2 separate regions of the Homo sapiens genome follow, and region 2 is linked to region 1. The links are chromatin loops, found by intact Hi-C in ENCODE. Cell type or tissue: sigmoid colon. All regions are shown on one strand. Each heading gives the region's core, and the rest is flanking DNA. Links, peaks and the distances in the headings are about the cores only.

Region 1 (8,776 bases), core at 441-8,440:
CAGTCCCATTCTCCCCCGAGGCCAGCCGTTGAGACTGGAATCCCTCTTTTCCAAGGTGGGTCATAGAAACCCAAACTCCTTTTCTCCAAAGCCAGCCATAAAACCTAAAAGTATCAATCTCTCTCCCCAACTCCACACCGCCAGTGTAAAAACTGGCCATAAAACATGATGTGACCTACCTTACCTGACTGTAGTTCATTAGACCCTCATACCCAGAAGGAAGGAACACATGCTCAAAGGGGTCAACAAAAATCTAGATGGACAGCCTTGCTGGATTTCCATACTCACTCTGTTAGCATTAGATCAGACCCTTTTTGTCCAATCGTATTTCTCCACACAGCTGTCTATACTTTGTTGAACCTAAGCATAAAAATGGACAACTTCCCCTGTATCTTTGGGTCTTCATTCTGAAAGCTCCTGTGTCACCTAAAACTATGGTCAAATAAATTTATGTACCTTTTCTCCTATTAATCTGCCTTATGTGAGTGATTTTCAACAAAACTTCAGAGGGTGAAGCAGAATTTTTCCCTTGGACTTGACGCTTGTATCAGTACTTCATTTCTTTGTATTGTGAATAACTGTGGATAACACTCCATTGTGTGGATATGCCACATTTTATTTATCTATTCATCAGGTGATAGCCGTTTGAATTGTTTCCCCTTTTGGGCTATCATGAATAATGGTGCTATCAACTGATGTGCAAGTTTTTGCATGAGCTTATATTTTCAGTTCTTTTGGGGATATCCATAGGAGTGGAATTGCTGGGTCATATGGTAACTCTGTTAACCTTCTGGGGAAATTTTCCACAAATAATTTTGAGAGCCTCCTATATGCAAGGTCTGGGCTAGGTGCTGGGGGTTCCAAACAAATCTTGTGAAAAGTTAGGAACAAATTCTGGTGAATAATACATGAGGATTCTAATAAGGAATCCACATTTTAGTAAGTGCTAAGGATTACAGGAATGAGCCACCAACCTGGAATGAAGCTTGTTAATGTCTACAAAAAAAGGCCAAATAGAATTTTGATTAGGATTGCAAAACTCTGTAGATCAATATGGGGAGAAATAAACAATATTGAGTCTTATGATCCATGAACATAGTATATCTCTCTATTTTTTTTAGGTGTTCTTTAATTTCTCTCAGAAACATTTTGTAGTTTGCAGTGTATAGCTCTTACATACATTCTGTTAAATTTATCCCTAAAGATGTCATGTTTGTCAATGTGACTATATATAGTATTTTTAAAAATATCTATTTCCAATTGTTCATTGCTAGAAATGCAATTGATTTTTGCGTATTGACTTTGGACACTTCGGCCTTGCTAAAATTACTTATGAGATATTTTGTTCAATTCCTTGAGTTTTTTTTTTAATGCAGATGTTGTTTGTGAAAGCAGTTTTATCTGTTTCTTTCCAATATATATACCTTTTATTTGTTTTTAGTACTTTGCTGTTCTAGTACAATATTGAGTTGAAATGTAATTATTTCTTGCTAGGGTTTTAGTACAATGTTGAATAAAATGATGAAAACAGGCATCTTTGCCTTGCTCTTGATTTTTGGGAGAAATCGTTAGTCTTTCACCATTAAGAGATATGTTAGCTATAGATATCAATGTCCCTTATCAAGTTGAGGAAGTTCATAGTTTCCCAAGAGTTTTAAACCATAAATAGAAGTTAAAATATGTCAAATGCTTTCTCTGCACCTATTGAGATGATCATTTTTTTTAGTATATTGATATGGTGAATTACATTGATGGCACTACCTGATTTACATTTTTAAAAGATATCTCAGAGGTAAACCAGAGAAAGGCAGGGAGAGCAGTTTAGAGGTCCCTGTTATTATCTAGGTGAGAGATGATGGGGACTTTGGCCAGGCTGGTAGCCATGGATCTGTTTTAGAAGTAGACCTGACTTGCTGCAAGATCACATGAGGGAAATGATGTTAAGATGACTCCAAAAGGTTTTACTAGATAACTGAGAGGATGAAAATGCCATTTCTATCTCATGTAAAGGAAGAGGTCTGTTTTTGGTGGAGGTCTTGGAGCACTGTAGTTCTTGGAACTTTCTTCCACATACCAAGCCCCTTTGCCATCAGCACTGTGGAGATTTCAAGGCTGGATCCCAGAATATTAGGCAGACTTGGGTCCTCGCATGGACTGTGCCAGTCCCTAACAGTGTGTGAAGGAGGGTCAGCCTCTGACCCCCAAATACAACCCACCTAGGAAAGGCATACACTGGATATGGCCTTCACGGAAAGAAGGACGAGGAAGGGACTCTCTGGGACAGCACCTGGCTCTTTCCCCAGAGATCTCTTTTAGCTTCTCTAGTGGAGGTCAGAGAGACTGGGGAAGGGGAAAGCCAGGACAGAGGTGAGACAGAGGAAATGACATCACCAAGTGATCCTGACCTCGTGATCACGGTCGGAGACAAGCAGCCTTAGAAGCTCAGGCCAATAAGAGGTAGGGAGGAGACAGCAGCAAAGGAGAGAATGAAGGAGAGAAAGAAGTATATTATGTCATCAATAGGAACAACAATGGCAACTCCAGCCAGCCCTGGGAGCTTGGGGAAAAATGAATTAATGGATGCACATATAACTAACTCACCCTAGATGAGAATCAGAGTGCCACAAAAAAACTTTAGATTAGCTAGAGCAATGGTTTTCATTCCTGGCCTCATATCAAAACCATCAATGGGAAGTTTTACAAATCACTGACACCTGGGTCTCATACCAACCAAATCTCTGGCAGGAAAGCCTGAGTATTGGTATTGTTAAAAGAGACTCCTTGCCTATTCTAATTAGCAGCCAGGACCAAGAACGCTTGTTCTAATCAAACTTCTTCATCTTACAGAAGAGGAAACTGAGAAGCAGTGTTGGGCAGAGATTAGCGTTAAGATGACTGATGTCCTGGTTTGCCCAGAACTGAGGGAGTTTCCAGGATGCAGAACTTTCAGTTCTAAAACCAGAACAGTCCCAGAATGTGGGACTTTTAGTGCTAAAACTGGGAAAGCCCCGGGCAAACCTGGATGCGCTGGCCATCCTAAAACTCTAACTCCCTATTTTCTCATCTCCCTGAAATTAGGGCGAATTTCTTTCCACTTGAAATGATAGAATAGGTGATTAGTGAATCCTGGACAGTCCATTGGGCCATTGGGTATCTTGCTATTTGATCAAATCCATAATGTGATAGAGCTTGTGTTTCTAGCTGCCCCTCAGGTCATGACAGCTCCCAAATCCAAATGCAAAGCAGTCAATTAACCTCTAGGGGGACAGAAGTCAGCGTGGAAGCAGGGGGTCTCAGCTCTGCTTGGACATCTGCTTGGATATCTGTTTCTATACTGGTTTCCTGGTTTCCTTCCATATTGGTGAAGGAGGGGCTTGTTTCCTGGCTAAATCCTCCTGTGACATGCTTTCCTGCGCCATGTGCCTATCTGTAGCACTAATCACAGCCATCATTTTATATTTGTATGATAATTTGGTTGATGTCTGTCAAGATTTTAAACTCAGTGAAGACAGGCCATATCTGTTTCTGCTCATTATGGCATCTAAGTATCTACCTATCACAGTGGAGGACGTGTAGTAGACACTCAGTAAATGAATGAATACATGAGGGAATAAGCAATGAAGATCATTACCTATTCTTGTGCTCAGGGAATAATATTGTCTTGTATCCTTCTATCACCAGGAGATTTCAAACCAGTAGGAGATGAGTGTGAAGTCTTTGTCTAGTGGGACCCATAGTGTTACAATAAATGTAATCCATGTTCATCTGCAATATAGAGGCACAAGAATAAAAATGAGGGTGGTGATGGCTTTGCTGGGAGGCCTCTCTGTGCCAGCTGCCTGAGACATGGCTGCTTCCAAAAAGCTGCTGGCTACTCTCATGTTCAGTGTCATGCACCTCCCTGCCTCAGTGACCTTTGACATCTTTAGTAATATCTGTGATATTCAGCCCTTGCCAGGCAGGGCCTCTGTCACATTCCTACTACCTCCTTGCAGATGGCCCACGGATTCATCATCATCATCATCATCATCATCATCATCATCATCATCATGATCAGATCTTCACTGAACATCCTAATGTCCAAGGTACTGTGCTAAATCCTGGGGAAGCACGGCTGGGTGGGAGCTGGTGAGATAGTGGTGAATGTGATATGACCTGGCCTGTTTTACCATTCAGCTAGTGGGGGAGATAAGATATGCGCTTAAAAAAGCTTATGCCGAGTGCAGTGGCTCACACCTGTAATCCCAGCACTCTGGGAGTGAGTTTGAGATAGAGCTGTGGGTTTGGGCTGAGCCAGGGTGTTCCCCATTGCATCATCCACACCCCCATTTTCCATGCTCAGACACCAGTTTTTGGACCTCACTCCCATCCTCCCACTACACTGCCCAAACTCAAGAGGGAGCAGGACAGGAGTCTCTTTGAGGAAATGCTTGCCTTGTCGCTCTAGAACAGGTGCAATGCCTTGTACCTTGCAGTACCTCATTAGAATGCTGATGAATGTAGAATGAGAGAAAGAATGAATGAGTCAAAAGACCACCCCCAATGGCACTCATCACCCTGAGAACAGCTCAGCTTTAATGGGGTGATGCAGTGCTCCTGGGTCTCACCCCACTGATCCCAGTGAAGAACATCCCACTGATGAAGTCATCCCCCCTGAGTCATTTCCTGGGAAGTGGCTTGGAGAACAAGCTCCCTTTGGCTTGCTTAGCCTTCCAGGACTTGGCTTAGGGCGCCACCTAGTGGCAGACCTAGGAAAGGCTCTCCTGCTCACTCCACTCACTCCACCCACTCCACCATGCTGGCCAGCCTGAATCCCCCAGGCTAGAACAACCGCAAACCAGGGCCCCATGACAGCTAAGTCAACCCTCCTGCAAGTCCTCGTCCCCCATGACTATATTCCCACTGTGTGGCTTTGGCCCTGAGCATCCTCTTGAGGAAAGATGTCACCATATGTCAGCTTCTTAGATGTCCTTAGGGCATCCTGCTCTCAGAGCGATCCAGCCCATGTATGGGCAGAGCTAGGGGCACTCTCCAAACCTTAAGGATTCCGGAGGGGTCTTAAAGTTTCCCAGTTTTACCTCTATATCTGCATCCTATTCATGCCGCTCCTTCTGTACACCATGTACCCCATTAGACAACACCCCAGCCTCCACACGCCAGAGTGAAGAGCACACTTTACTGAACATCTAGAGTCAGAAGGCAGGGATCAAGTGGTCGGGGGGTGAAGGGGCAGGTAGGGGGTGGCAATGTTGGCAAATCATTTAAAGCTGAGCGTTAGACATCCCTGTTCAATCCTGTGCAGGATATATGAAGGTACAGGGATCAGGTCAACATGACGCCATTTGCAGACCTAACCTTATAGTAGGAAGACTGGCTCCAAGGCAGCTGGGGTTCTGGATACAAGAGTGCTGTGCTGTGCACATAGACAAGAGCCCTGCTCTCAAGAAGCTTACATTCTAGTAAGGAATGGGAGACAGGCAACAGACAACTGAACAAGTAAGTAAACTGATGATTTCTGTAGTATTAAGTGTCATAAAGAAAATAAAATGACGGCCGGGTGCGGTGGCTCAAGCCTGTAACACCAGCACTTTGGGAGGCCGGGGCAGGCGGATCACCTGAGGCCAGGAGTTCGAGACCAGCCCGACCAACATGGAGAAACCCTGTCTCTACAAAAAATACAAAAATTAGCCAGGTGTGGTAGCACATGCCTGTAATCCTAGCTACTCGGGAGGTTGAGGCAGGAGAATTGCTTGAACCCGGGAGGTGGAGGTTGCAGTGAGCCGAGATTGTGGCATCACTCCAGCCTAGGCAACAAGAACAAAACTCCACCTCAAAAAAAAAAAAAAAAGAAAGAAAGAAAGAAAGAAAAGAAAATGATATGAAATGATAGGAAGTGGCTGGTGGGGCTGGGTGTGGTGGCTTCCTGTAATCCCAGCACTTTGGGAGGTCGAGGCGGGTGGATCCCTTGAGCTCAGGATGGTAAAACCCTGTCTTTACAAAAAATACAAAAACTAGCCAGGCGTGGTGGAGTATGCCTGTAGTCTCAGGTACTTGGAAGGCTGAGGGGGGAGGATCACTTGAGCCCAGGAGATTGAGGCTGCAGTGAGCGGAGATCACACCACTGCACTCCAGCCTAGGCAACAGAGAGAGACACCCCCCGCCCCGCCAAAAAAAATTAATTAATTAATTAAAAATATTTTTGGCCGGACGCGGTGGCTCACCTCTACCCAGAGACTGTCACAGCCAAGAGGAGCCTATGGAGACATGGCAACTAATTATGACACCCTGGATCAGATGCTGGAATAGAAGAAGGATGTTAGGGCCGGGCGCAGTGGCTCACGCCTGTAATCCCAGCAGTTTGGGAGGCTGAGGTGGGCGGATCACCTGAGGTCAGGAGTTCGAGAGCAGCCTGGCCAACATGGCAAAACCCCTTCTCTACCAAAAACACAAAAATATTAGCTGGGCGTGGTGGTGCATGCCTGTAGTCCCATCTACTGGGGAGGCTGAGGCAGGAGAATTGCTTGAACCTGGGAGGTGGAGGTTGCAGTGAGCAGAGGTCATGCCACTGCACTCCAGCCTGGGGGACAGTCTTGCTCTGTCCCCCCACCAAAAAAATTATTTTTGTCTCAAAAAATAAAAAATAAAAATAAAAAGGAAGTGGCTAATGGGAAAGAAGGGAGGCACCTCTAAAAATGAGGTCAGGGATCTATCTAAGAAGGTGATGTAAGATGACACCTGAATGGTGAGAAGGAGACAGAGAGAGATGGAGGAGAAGATTGAACAGTGAGGAAGGAAGACAGAGATAAAGAAGAAACGGCACTTAGGATGATGCCTCAATAAGAGACTCCCATGGCAAGGCGCCCGATGTGATTCTCAAGCCAGGAAGATCAATGTGTGCATTCAATCGTGTGTCCAATCAGGGCACAATGTGGTCTCTCCTCTGAGCCCTTCATTTTCACAAAATCGATCATAGTCATGGATGTTTTATGCAAGGGGATTTTTACTTCTTAATTTGGTTTCTGTCTTGGTTTTGGTGGAAATCAAGGGAAGAACTGAGATTGCTACCCATGGAGCAGAACAGAAAACACACGTTTGAAAACAGAAGCCCAGAGGTAAAGGCAGGGTGGCCCACACATCCCCCTGGAAATTCCTCTCAAGCAGGGCTCCAGACCACATCAGGCCTGGGGCTTGAGATTCAAGCTTGTCTTATCTAAATCTTGAGGAGCAGGGAGGCCTTGGCTGATTTTTAGGATATAATCCCCAATGTGTATTGAGCACTTACAAGCTCTTTCCTTTCAATCTCTCTTTTCATCTTTGCATCCAGGTACCGCTGTTATTCCCACTTTATAGATGAGGAAACTAAGGCCAGGAGATGTTAAGTAACTTGTTGAAGATGGCATAACTAATAAGTGGGAGAAGCAGGATTTAAATTCAGGTCTGACTCCATCCCTGTGCCCTGAACCACGCACACCCTACGTATGAAATATATAAATGAATTTTAAAATGAATGCTTTTTGGCCAGGTGCGGTGGCTCACGCCTGTAATCCCAGCACTTTGGGAGGCTGAGATGGGTGGATCACGAGGTCAGGAGTTTAAGACCAGGCTGGCCAAGATGGTGAAACCCCGTCTCTACTAAAAATACAAAAATCAGCCGGGCGTGGTGGCGTGCACTTGTAATCCCAGCTATTCGGAAGGCTGAGGCAGAGAATTGCTTAAACCTGGAAGGCGGAGGTTTCAGTGAGCCAAGATTGCACCACTGCACTCCAGCCTGGGTGACAGAGTGAGACTCCGTCTCAAAAAAAAAAAAAAAAAGAAAGAATGCTTCTTTTGCCCCCCTGCCCCCAACATTCAGATAAAAGCACTTTCTCTCTTTTGAACTTCCATAGCAGTTGCTCTGGGTTGAAATTGGAAAGAACCTTTGAATACATAGGGCAGCAGTTCTCAATCAAGGCACATTGGCAATCTCTAGACATTTTTGGTTGTCACAACTAGTGGTGAGGAATGCCGCTGGCATCAATTGGATCGAGGCCAGGACACTGCTAACAACCCCAAAATGCACAAGACAGCCCTCCACGAGAATTACCCAGACAAAAATGTCACAAATGTTGAGGCTGAGAAACCCTCCGGTAGAGGGTGTCGTCAAGGAAAGCAGCTGGCTGGCTGGAGTGATGTTATCTTGATAGTTTAACCTCAACCTGGGGTTTGTTTCTCACTTGTCAAGCCCAGAACCTTGAGTTTGTGAATTCTCTGAGATGAAAAGGTCCTGAAGAAATGATTCACATCAAACCAAAAAGCATAAGAAAGTGATTTTTAACTTTTTAGAAAAACACAGTTATCCTCCTCCAACCCAAAACAAGCAAGAATTCTTCCTATTATTAACCCTTCCACTGCCCCCACCAACACATACACACAAATACCCACTGGAATCCATCCAGGGAACTGGGCAGTAAACCCTGGGTGGTCACCTGCAGCTCAGCACCACTTTTGACTCCACCTGTCCAGAGCTACTGTGGTGGCACCTGGGGAACAGGTAAACAGAAGCAACCTTTCTAGAAAGATCCAGACCTGGAGATAGTCTGAGATTTGCAGAGACAAAGCCAAAGGGAGAGAGCCCAGGACAAAGGCCAGTGAATTCTCCAAAGTGACGTGCATGCATTTGCCACAAGAAACCTGGTGGCCACAGAGTCCAGAATGCTCTTGTCAGCAGAGCAATAAATTCTGTCCCCAGAGAGAAGCTCACTTCAGGCTACAGACAGACTCAGCCACTGAAGCAAAC
Region 2 (8,776 bases), core at 284-8,283, 520 kb before region 1:
GAAAATGGGGGGAAATGAATGTGAGAGAACATTCCCCAGAGGAGAGGAGGGCGGAGCTGAGCAGGGCTGGAGAAGAGCAGGCAGTGTGTGGGGGGATGTGGGAGGCACAGGCTCCGTAGGGTGTCAGCGGGTGTCACTTACATCTGCTCTTCGGACCCCTTCAGGATCACAAAAACAAAAGCAGATAACTTGAGTTATTTAAAACTTTCGTTTTGGTGGCTGAGTGGATTGAGGTTCTTTGACTGGCACTACGGCCCTGAGACACCACCACTTGGGTTTTGTGCTTATAGGAGTTACTCTTTTTTACAGGGTAGTGGTAAAACTAGGAGAGTATCCGTGCTAAGTGGTTATCAGGGTGCTTGACTCAAGTAGACTCTCAGCAAACGGCAGCAGGCATGATGGTATTCTGTTGTGTTGTTTTCTTGTAACTTGGGGACACTATGCGGAGAGAACCAATGTTTCAGGAGATCTCGGCCTTCACTGGTCTACTCCTTGCCCGTTTCTCCCACTGTTTACCCTTTGTTCATCTATGTCTAACATATGTTGTGCTCCTATTAAGTCAGGCACTGTCCCTTCTCTGGAAGAGACAGTGGAACCCTTCTCTGCCCTTGGGGAGCCTGTCTGCTGAGGACGATGTTCAAATACCATCTGTGGAGGGCTTCTGAGTTGGGAAGGGATGAGACTTGTTTTGTGGTGCCCCCCAGGAGTGGCAGTACCGAGCCTTGTGAGTAGAAGTTGGAGGGGCCACCCAAGCTTAGTGTGAGGGAGGTTTTGCTGTTAGAGCTGTCACAGGTGAGATGTGCTGGCTGGGGAAGTGATGAGTTCTCCATCAGGAGGTGTGCACGGGAAGGCCAGACCACTCTTGCTGATTGCAGATGGAATTCCCAATTTGGGTGGAAGCGTGGACCAGGTGGCGTTGAAGGTCTCTTTGAGTCCTGAGATTGTGCGATTCTTAGAGACACTAAAACCAAGTATGGATCACCTCCAGGGTAATCCAGCTGGCATCTATTCCTCCTTCGGCCTAGAGTATTGTTGTCATTGCCCAGAAGAGGACATGGATTCTGGGAGGAAGGACAGAGCCCTGACTCAGGGTTCATGCTCAGCCTGGTTCTCCCACCCTTCTCCTACAGACACACAGATGCCCTCCTCCTCTCTAAGCTCACCAGCGTCTCCCTTTGCCTTTCCCACCCTTTACCTGTATAGGAATCCAATATGTAGGGTAAGAGGAGGTGACATGGTATGGTGGGTGACATGGTATGGCAGGCGGTGCGGGGGAGGATGCCCTGGGCCTGATCTATCAAGGGAGAATTTCTATGGGGAGCCAAGTTCCCCTTCATCTCCTGCATAAATTAAGATGATGCTAATTGTTGTAAAATAAACTCCAAAGTATCGGTGCTTACTGCAAGTTTATTTCTTGCTCACATAAAGTCCAGCTGGCATTGAAGGGGATAGAGGGGCCTCTGCGCTACATCGATGTATAAGCCAGGGTGATAGAGGATCTGCCATCTTCAATAAGTGGCTTCCAAGTTCACCTTGGGCATTGACTTACAGTTGGAGAGAGCAGAGGGTGGCCAGGGAAGTTTTTATGAGCTGGACCTGAAAGTAGCGTGTATCACTTATGCCACATTCCGCTGGTCAAAGCTCAGTCTCATCGCCTTCTCTGAGAATCGGGGGCCTGGAACTGTAGTCACGGGATGCGTAGCGACTTCCCCGCAACAACTGTGCACTGTGGAGGATCATGAGGCTTTGGCAGACAGCAAACCCTCCCTGCTGTTCCCTGACCCAGGCTTCCCTCCTTCCGCCTCCGCCAGTTTGCGCACACTCCGGGGAGTGAGCCTTTGAGCGCAGGAAGAGACCCACAGGGCCTTTGCATCTCCAGTGCCCAGCTCAGTGCCAGATCATTGGAAGTGCTTCTGGGTATTTGGTGAATGAACAAATACTTGGGTATCATTTCGCTTGTTAAAAATACAGATGCCACAAGGTCAGGAGTTCAAGATCAGCCTGGCCAACATGGTGAAACCCTGTCTCTACCAAAGATACAAAAATTAGCTGGGTGTGGTGGCGCATGCCTGTAATCCCAGCTACTCAGGAGGCTGAGGCAGGATAATTGCTTGAACCCGGGAGGTGGAGGTTGCAGTGAGCCGAGATGGTGCCACTGCACTCCAGCCTGGGCTACAGATTGAGACTCCGTCTCAAAAACAAACAAACAAACAAACAAAAAATACAGATGCCTGGGGGAAAACAGTTTGTTCGTTCCTCAAAAAGTAAGACATAGAATGAGCATGTGATTCAGCAGTTCCAGTCCTGGCTATATTCCCAAAAGAATTGAAAAGAGGGGCTCAAACAGATCCTTGTACACCTGTGTTCATAGCAGCATTATTCACAATAGCTGAGAGGCAGAAGCAACCCACGTGTCCACCAGGAGAGGAAATGAATGGAGAAGCAACATGTCGTAAATAATGGAATATCCTCAAACAGGAGTGGAATTCTGACACATGCTGCAACATGGATGCAGCTTGAAGACATGATGCTAAGTGAAATAAGCCAGAACCAAAAGGACACATATTGTATGATTCCACTTATACAAGGTACCCAGAATAGGCAGGTTCATACAGACAGAAAGTAGAATGGTGGTTGCCAGGTGCTGAGAGAGAGGAAGATGGGGAGTTATTGATTAATGGGTACAAAGTTTCTTTCTGGAATGATGAGAAAGTTCTGGAAATGGATAGTGATTTACAACAAGGTGAATATACTTAATGCTGCTGAATTGTACATTTTAAAATGGTTAAAATGGCGAATTTTATGTATCTTTTACCACCATAAAAATAGAAATGTTGGTCAGGTGCAGTGGCTCATGCCTGTAATCCCAGCACTTTGGGAGGCCGAGGTGGGCGATTGCTTAAGCTCAGGAGTTCAATACCAGCCTAGGCAACATGATGAAACCCCCTCTCTACTAAAAATACAAAAACTAGCCAGGTGTGGTGGCAAGTGCCTATAGTCCCAGTTACTCGAGAGGCTGAGGAAGGAGGATCACCTGAGTCGGGGAGATTGAGGCTGCAGTGAGCCGTGATAGCATCACTGCACTCCAGCCTGGGCTACAGGGCAAGTCCCTGTCTCAAAAAAAAAAAAAAAAAAAAGCCTAGGCCGCATACCAGCAAATTCCTATTCTGTTAGGATTGGTGAGAGCTGGGCTTCTGTATTGTTTAACGAGCTCCTCAGGTGAATCTGATGTGCATCTACGTTTGAGACCCACTAGTCTAGCTCTGGTTGTTGGTAGAATGGGGGAACAAGGGGTAATCTCTCTGAAGGTCTTCTAGAGGAGGGTTTCTCAAACGTTGATGTGCATATGGGTCCCCTGGGGATTTTGCTGAAGTGCAGAGTCTGATTCAGTGGTTCTGGCGTGAGGCCTGGTATTTTTTTTGCATTTGCAACAAGCTCCTAGGTGACGGTGGTGCTGGTGCCACTGGCCTGTGACCCACATGTAGAGTATCAAGGCTCTCAAGGGCAGATGGTCATCTTATCCATGGTAGACAAAGTGGAGTTTTGGAAAGGAGCAAGTGAATGTGTAAGATGACTGTTCCAGATACATAGAGTTCAATGAGGATGAGCTGGGGATGAATGAGGAGCAGGAGTGCCACTGATTTGTGAATTAGCTTCTGGGTGTGGATCAAACAGGCAGGCTTGTGGTTTAGCTAACAAACATATTAAGGGCCTGGCGCAGTGGCTCACACCTGTAATCCCAGCACTTTGGGAGGCTGAGGCGGGAGGATTGCTTGAGTCCAGGAGTTCGAGACCAGCCTGGGCAACATGGTGAAACCCTGTCTCTACGGAAAAAAAAAAGTACAAAAATTAGCCGAGCATGGTGGCATGTGCCTGTAGTCCCAGCTACTCAAGGGGCTGAGGCAGGAAGATCACTTGAGCCAGAAAGGTCGAGGCTGCAGTGAGCCGTGATCACACCATTGCACTCCAGCCTGGGTGACAGAGTGAGATGCTGTCTCAAACAACCCTGCAAAGCGTACTGAAGTTAGAGATTATTAGCAAATAAAATCGTGTGGATTTTGCTCAAGTATGCCTGAATTTCTAGACTTTGTGCTTTATAATAAGGGGCCTAGCCCAGTGGAATACAAGCTAGACTGGCCCACATCTTACTTTTCTGTTGCCTTTCCAAATCCTTCTCATCCTACAGAGTCCACCTCAGGTCCCAGACCTCCAACAGCTCCCCAGAGCTGAATTCCACCTTTTCTACCACCGCCCCTCACCAGGGTAAAGTACTTTGGAGCCCTTGATCCATCCTGTGCTGCATATTGGGTCACCTGCCTCAACTGTTTTTCTGCCCATGCGTCCAGCTTGCTCCCTGGACCTGGCGGACTCTTCCCCTGGCAACATCCTGGGGGAAGAACTGAAACTCTAATCTTTGAACAGTGGAACAGCAGGTAGTATGGCTCAGTAGTTAAGGAATTGGACGCTCATGAGTTTAAATCTCATTCCCATCTCTTCTAGCTCCTCTAACCTTCTCACCTGTCACGTGGTAATCGTGATACCTTTCTCCCAAGTCTGCAATGAGGTTACAAGCAGCACCTGGCACGTAGTATCGGGATCCGTCATGTATTTTCATGACAGCGTTCCCCTTCGGAGCCCTTAGGCTGCTTCTATCTTCTGCGCCTCTAGCCTCTGAGGAGTTTTTCATTCCCTCTTGCTGGTTGGAGGTGGCTCTGATTCGTGTTTGTTTGCCCAATATCTGGTGTGCAGGGGAGGTGGGGTTGGGGGTCTTCTATGCGGACAGCTCAGGTTTGATCGTTGTGCCTGCAGTTCTGGAGGCGACCTGCAGATGGCGTGCGCGTCCTTGGGAGGCGTTCCGTCCTCCCAGAGATGGAACGAAGCTGGGCTGTCACCAGGTGTCTGGAATGCAGAGCTTTGGTTTTCAACTGATGCCGTTAGCTGCTTCTCTTGGCTGGGTCCTGGGTGTGGGGGCTGAGATGAGCATTTCTTCATGAGCCTAGGAATACCGAGGCGTACGGAATCTCTGCCCCTCCCCTCTCACCGTGCCGACCCGGGAATCTAGTTATTCATGCGAGGGACTCCTCTGCATCCCACACACTCTAGGTGCTCAGAGAGAATTTGTGGGATGAGTTGCTATTCGGAAGATGCTTCTATGAAAGGTCATGCATCCCAGGTGCGGCCTCACCGGGGCCCAGGCTGATAGGTATCAGCTGCCTGCATGCACAAACTCCTCCCTCCTTCTCCAGCCCTTCCCAGTTCCTCCTCTCAGCTCCTAGGGAGCGGTGGGTCCCAGACTCACCTTCCTTCCAGGTTCCTGATCCACAGCTCAGCCTCAATTGCAGTGCTCAAGAGCCCCCTGTGCACTTCTTAGGTGCACTTCCTTTTCACCCAGGGGCCAGTCACCTGCTTCTGCCTCTCCAAACCTTCAAGTCCCTGGAGGTCCATCTCACCTGTCACCTCCTGTGATGCCCTCTGGACCCTCTCATCAGAAACCAGGCCTCTGGACACCCACGGCACCTTGCCTGCTCCTCCGTGTGGACGCCTTTTCTTCCACTTGGCTGACTCCTTGGAAGCCAGGTGAGGTACCTGATGTGCTGACCTGGTTCTCTTTGGCTGAGCTCCATTCCCTCTCCTTCATGAGCTTCTCTCACTCCTCTCACCTCCGACGACTTCTCTTCTTCTCCCTCTGGCCTCATCTGGTCCTAAGAGTCAGCCCAGAACTTTAGGCCTTGGCCTGGTGCCCCAGCTATAGATAATCTCTTCTTCCCCGCTCCCGATAGGCACCTCTTTCACAACTGTGGGCTATTGGTCTTGTATAGTCCTGGCCCCCTGGCTACCCTGCACTCTCTTGGAGGAAAGAAGCCAGTAGGCAACCCCTCCCCTATCCCAGGCTCCCCAGCGCTTGGTGAGCCAAGGTTGCCTCATTCCATCTGCTACAAGCTTCCCTCCGTTTACAGGTAAGGACACTGTGGGTCAGAGGGGTTTAGGAGTTTGCACGAAGCCACCGACCTAGTTCCCCTTGCGGGCCCAGCACAGCTCTGAGAACAGAAGAGGAGGCACCTTGGCTAATTGCAAGCCTTTAAAAGTCTTAGAGCACTGAGCCAAAGCCCAGGCTTCTCACAAAGTCTCTTTATGAGAGACAGACGGCCTGGGGTCGGGCTCTCTCCTCCCTCCCCGCTGGCCTTCGCCAGATGGGAAAAAAGCCACCACATAGAAACATAACCTTTATTGCACACGGCGCTGGGTCTTTTTTCATAGAAAAAGGTATTAACACATAAGCATCTGCAAATTGAAGCAACTCCTGGTTTTCTTGGAACAGTAAAATCGCATGCAGTGTCTCTGAGTTGGGATTTTGGTCTTTGTCAAAACCACCTAGACTGGGGGGAAGGTGAGGAGGAGGGAAAAAAATTGCTGAGTCTTTGTGCCTCTGTCTCAAAATAGGGTGAGAGAAATATATAGATATATAGCTCGTGGACGCGTTCCTGTCTGTCTATATATGTATATATATCTCCACACATATTTTGTGGGGTGGGGGATTTGACTTGTACTGTCAAATTCTTTGTGCCCTGGCTTCATGGAGAAGAAGAAAATAGTTTCATTTGTACAAAAGAGTTCTATGTACAGGCGTTCATGATTGGGGGTTTTTGTTTTGTCGTTGGTTGGTTTTTGTCTGTCAGTTGAATATAAATAATGCAGAAAAACAGCCGAGCTGGCGTGTGGGGCTGCGGCGCGGCGCGGTCCAGGCGTGGCTGCTCTTCCTGCGGGCCCTACACCAGGGTGTAGGATTTGGAGTAGGCCCCGGCCCCCTGCTTCTGAGACCTCCCTACCCCCGATGTGCTCATCTCGAGAAGCGAGTCCCTGGAGCCCCCCATTTTGGTGTGTGGGCCCCCGGCTCGTGGAGGCTCGGTGCTGGGGGCCGGAGGGGCAGCGCTGGGGGCGGTGGGTGGCTCAGCAGGGGTGGGGCCGGGGGCTGGGGGGGCTGTGCCGGCTGGGGGGGCTGGCATGGCCAGAGTCCTCTGAGGTAAGGTGGCTGTGGAGGCGGCAGCGGGGGCCCCTGGGTGGGGAAGGCCCAAGGACTTGCTGGCAGGGTCCAGGGTCAGGTGGCGAGCCTGGGTGTGGTAGGTTCGAGCCAGGTTCCGGATGGAGGCCTCACGGGGTGGGACCACGGGGCAGGGCTCACGTCCATCTGCCTTTCGAAAGAAGGCCTCTGACTTGGCATACAGGGGCAGGTTGCAGTAGTCACCTGGAATCACAGAGGCAGAGGATGTTACAGAGAGTCATAGCCCTCTGGAAGCAGCTCGTTCAGCCCCCACCCCATCCCCTGCCCCCAGTCTTCTCTCTGATTTGGCATAGGGGCCCCTCCACTGGGGGGCAATAAAGAGTAGCGGAAAGGTCGGGTACTTGGCCCTTCTGAGCCTTCGTTTCCTTATCTGTGAAGTGGGGATGATCTTACTTCCCCACAGGATTATTGTGAGGAGCGAATGAGGTGAGGGAGGTAAAGTGCTTTGCTACAGTGGCTGGTGCAGATAACAGCTGCCCAGTACATGGATGCTTGTTGTTCAATGGTCACTAGAGGCTGGTCAGCTTCCGGTAGTGGAGAGCTCACTACTGCTAAGGACGAGGATGTCCTAATGGCTCTGGCTGGTGGAAAGCTTTTCTTTACCCTGAGGAGGAAAGGAATATCATTCCCTGTCGCCTCCCCACCATGGAGCCTGGTTCTGTTCTCTGAGGTCTCACAGAGTAAGGCGTTCCCCTCTTTCCCATGGCAGCCTTCCAGATGTTTGAAGTCAGCTACATGTCCCCTCTCCTCCCCCTCGGTCCCCTCTTCTCCAGGTGGAAAGTTCCTAATTTCTTTTTTTTTGAGACGGAGTCTCGCTCTGTCATCCAGGCTGGAGTGCAGTGGCATGATCTCGGCTCACTGCAACCTCCGCTTCCCGAGTAGCTGGGATTACAGGCACGTGCCACCATGCCCAGCTAATTTCTGTATTTTTTTAGTAGAGATGGGGTTTTGCCATGTTGGCCAGGCTGCTCTGGAACTCCTGATCTCAGGTGATCCGCCTGCCTTGGCCTCCCAAAGTGCTGGGATTACAGGCATGAGCCGCCGCACCCAACCTAGTTCCTTATTTCTTAAACTGCCTCCATGTGACTTGCTTCTAAGACCTCCACCGCCTGACCCCCCGTGCTCCATGGGCACCCTGCCTGCAAATGGGCCTCTTCCCCCGGGGAGCTGGGCCAGGCATTTTCCTTAGATTTTCTTATTGAATCCTCACGACAGCCCCTAGGATTGGTTAATACCTGTCTGCACTTTACAAGTGAGGAAACTGAGGTTCAGAGAGATTAAATCATTTGCCTAAATTTGCACAGCTAAAAGGGGTGGGGGTGTCATTCAGGGTCACAGTCTCCACAGTCTTTCCATTGTTCCAGGCTCTTCTTTCCATGACCCAGAAAGCCCCGCCCCCTGCCTCAATTAGCATGGCCAGTGCTAAGCAGACCAGACTGCATTGTTTGATAGTCTGGGCTTTGCACGCTGTGACCCCAGCATCTGCTGATAGACTCCCCCTGCTGATCCTAGCCCTGCCCTGCCAGCCTCTAAGGGCATATGCTCCGGCCAGGCCCGTGGGGTCAGATGGTTCCCAGCCAGGCCAGGTCACTGCCTACTGAGAGGTATGACCATGGTGGGTGGAGCTGCCAGGATTGTTTGTTTGGGTCTGGATTAAATTCAAACAGCATTGAGACCAGAGGCCCTTGGGCAGCTGACCCTGAAGGGATCTGTTTC

The links. Hi-C counts contacts between places; a loop is a spot of excess contacts. Peaks named below come from ENCODE experiments on the same cell type or tissue, not always from the same donor. Only the 100,000 strongest peaks of a DNase experiment are listed, where the experiment ranks them.
Region 2: a loop joins it to region 1, with 6 times the contacts of the local background. A loop is called at or near these places in 46 of 110 quality-filtered maps.

The regions. Positions count from the first base shown.
Region 1 is chr11:117,942,357-117,951,132 of GRCh38, forward strand. No RefSeq gene overlaps it. Among named protein-coding and RNA genes, the nearest start is that of TMPRSS13, 17 kb to the left of the region's middle. In sigmoid colon, for the core only: CTCF peaks have their summits at 4,738 (motif pointing left) and 4,937; a DNase peak (open chromatin) is centred at 4,725; H3K27ac peaks cover 657 bases.
Region 2 is chr11:117,421,561-117,430,336 of GRCh38, forward strand. DSCAML1 (DS cell adhesion molecule like 1) reads right to left here. Exons shown (of 33, transcript NM_020693.4): 33 at 6,212-7,243. The coding sequence ends at 6,768. Among named protein-coding and RNA genes, the nearest start is that of CEP164, 98 kb to the left of the region's middle. RefSeq lists enhancers at 7,848-8,526, 8,527-8,776. In sigmoid colon, for the core only: a CTCF peak has its summit at 4,806 (motif pointing right); a DNase peak (open chromatin) is centred at 4,841.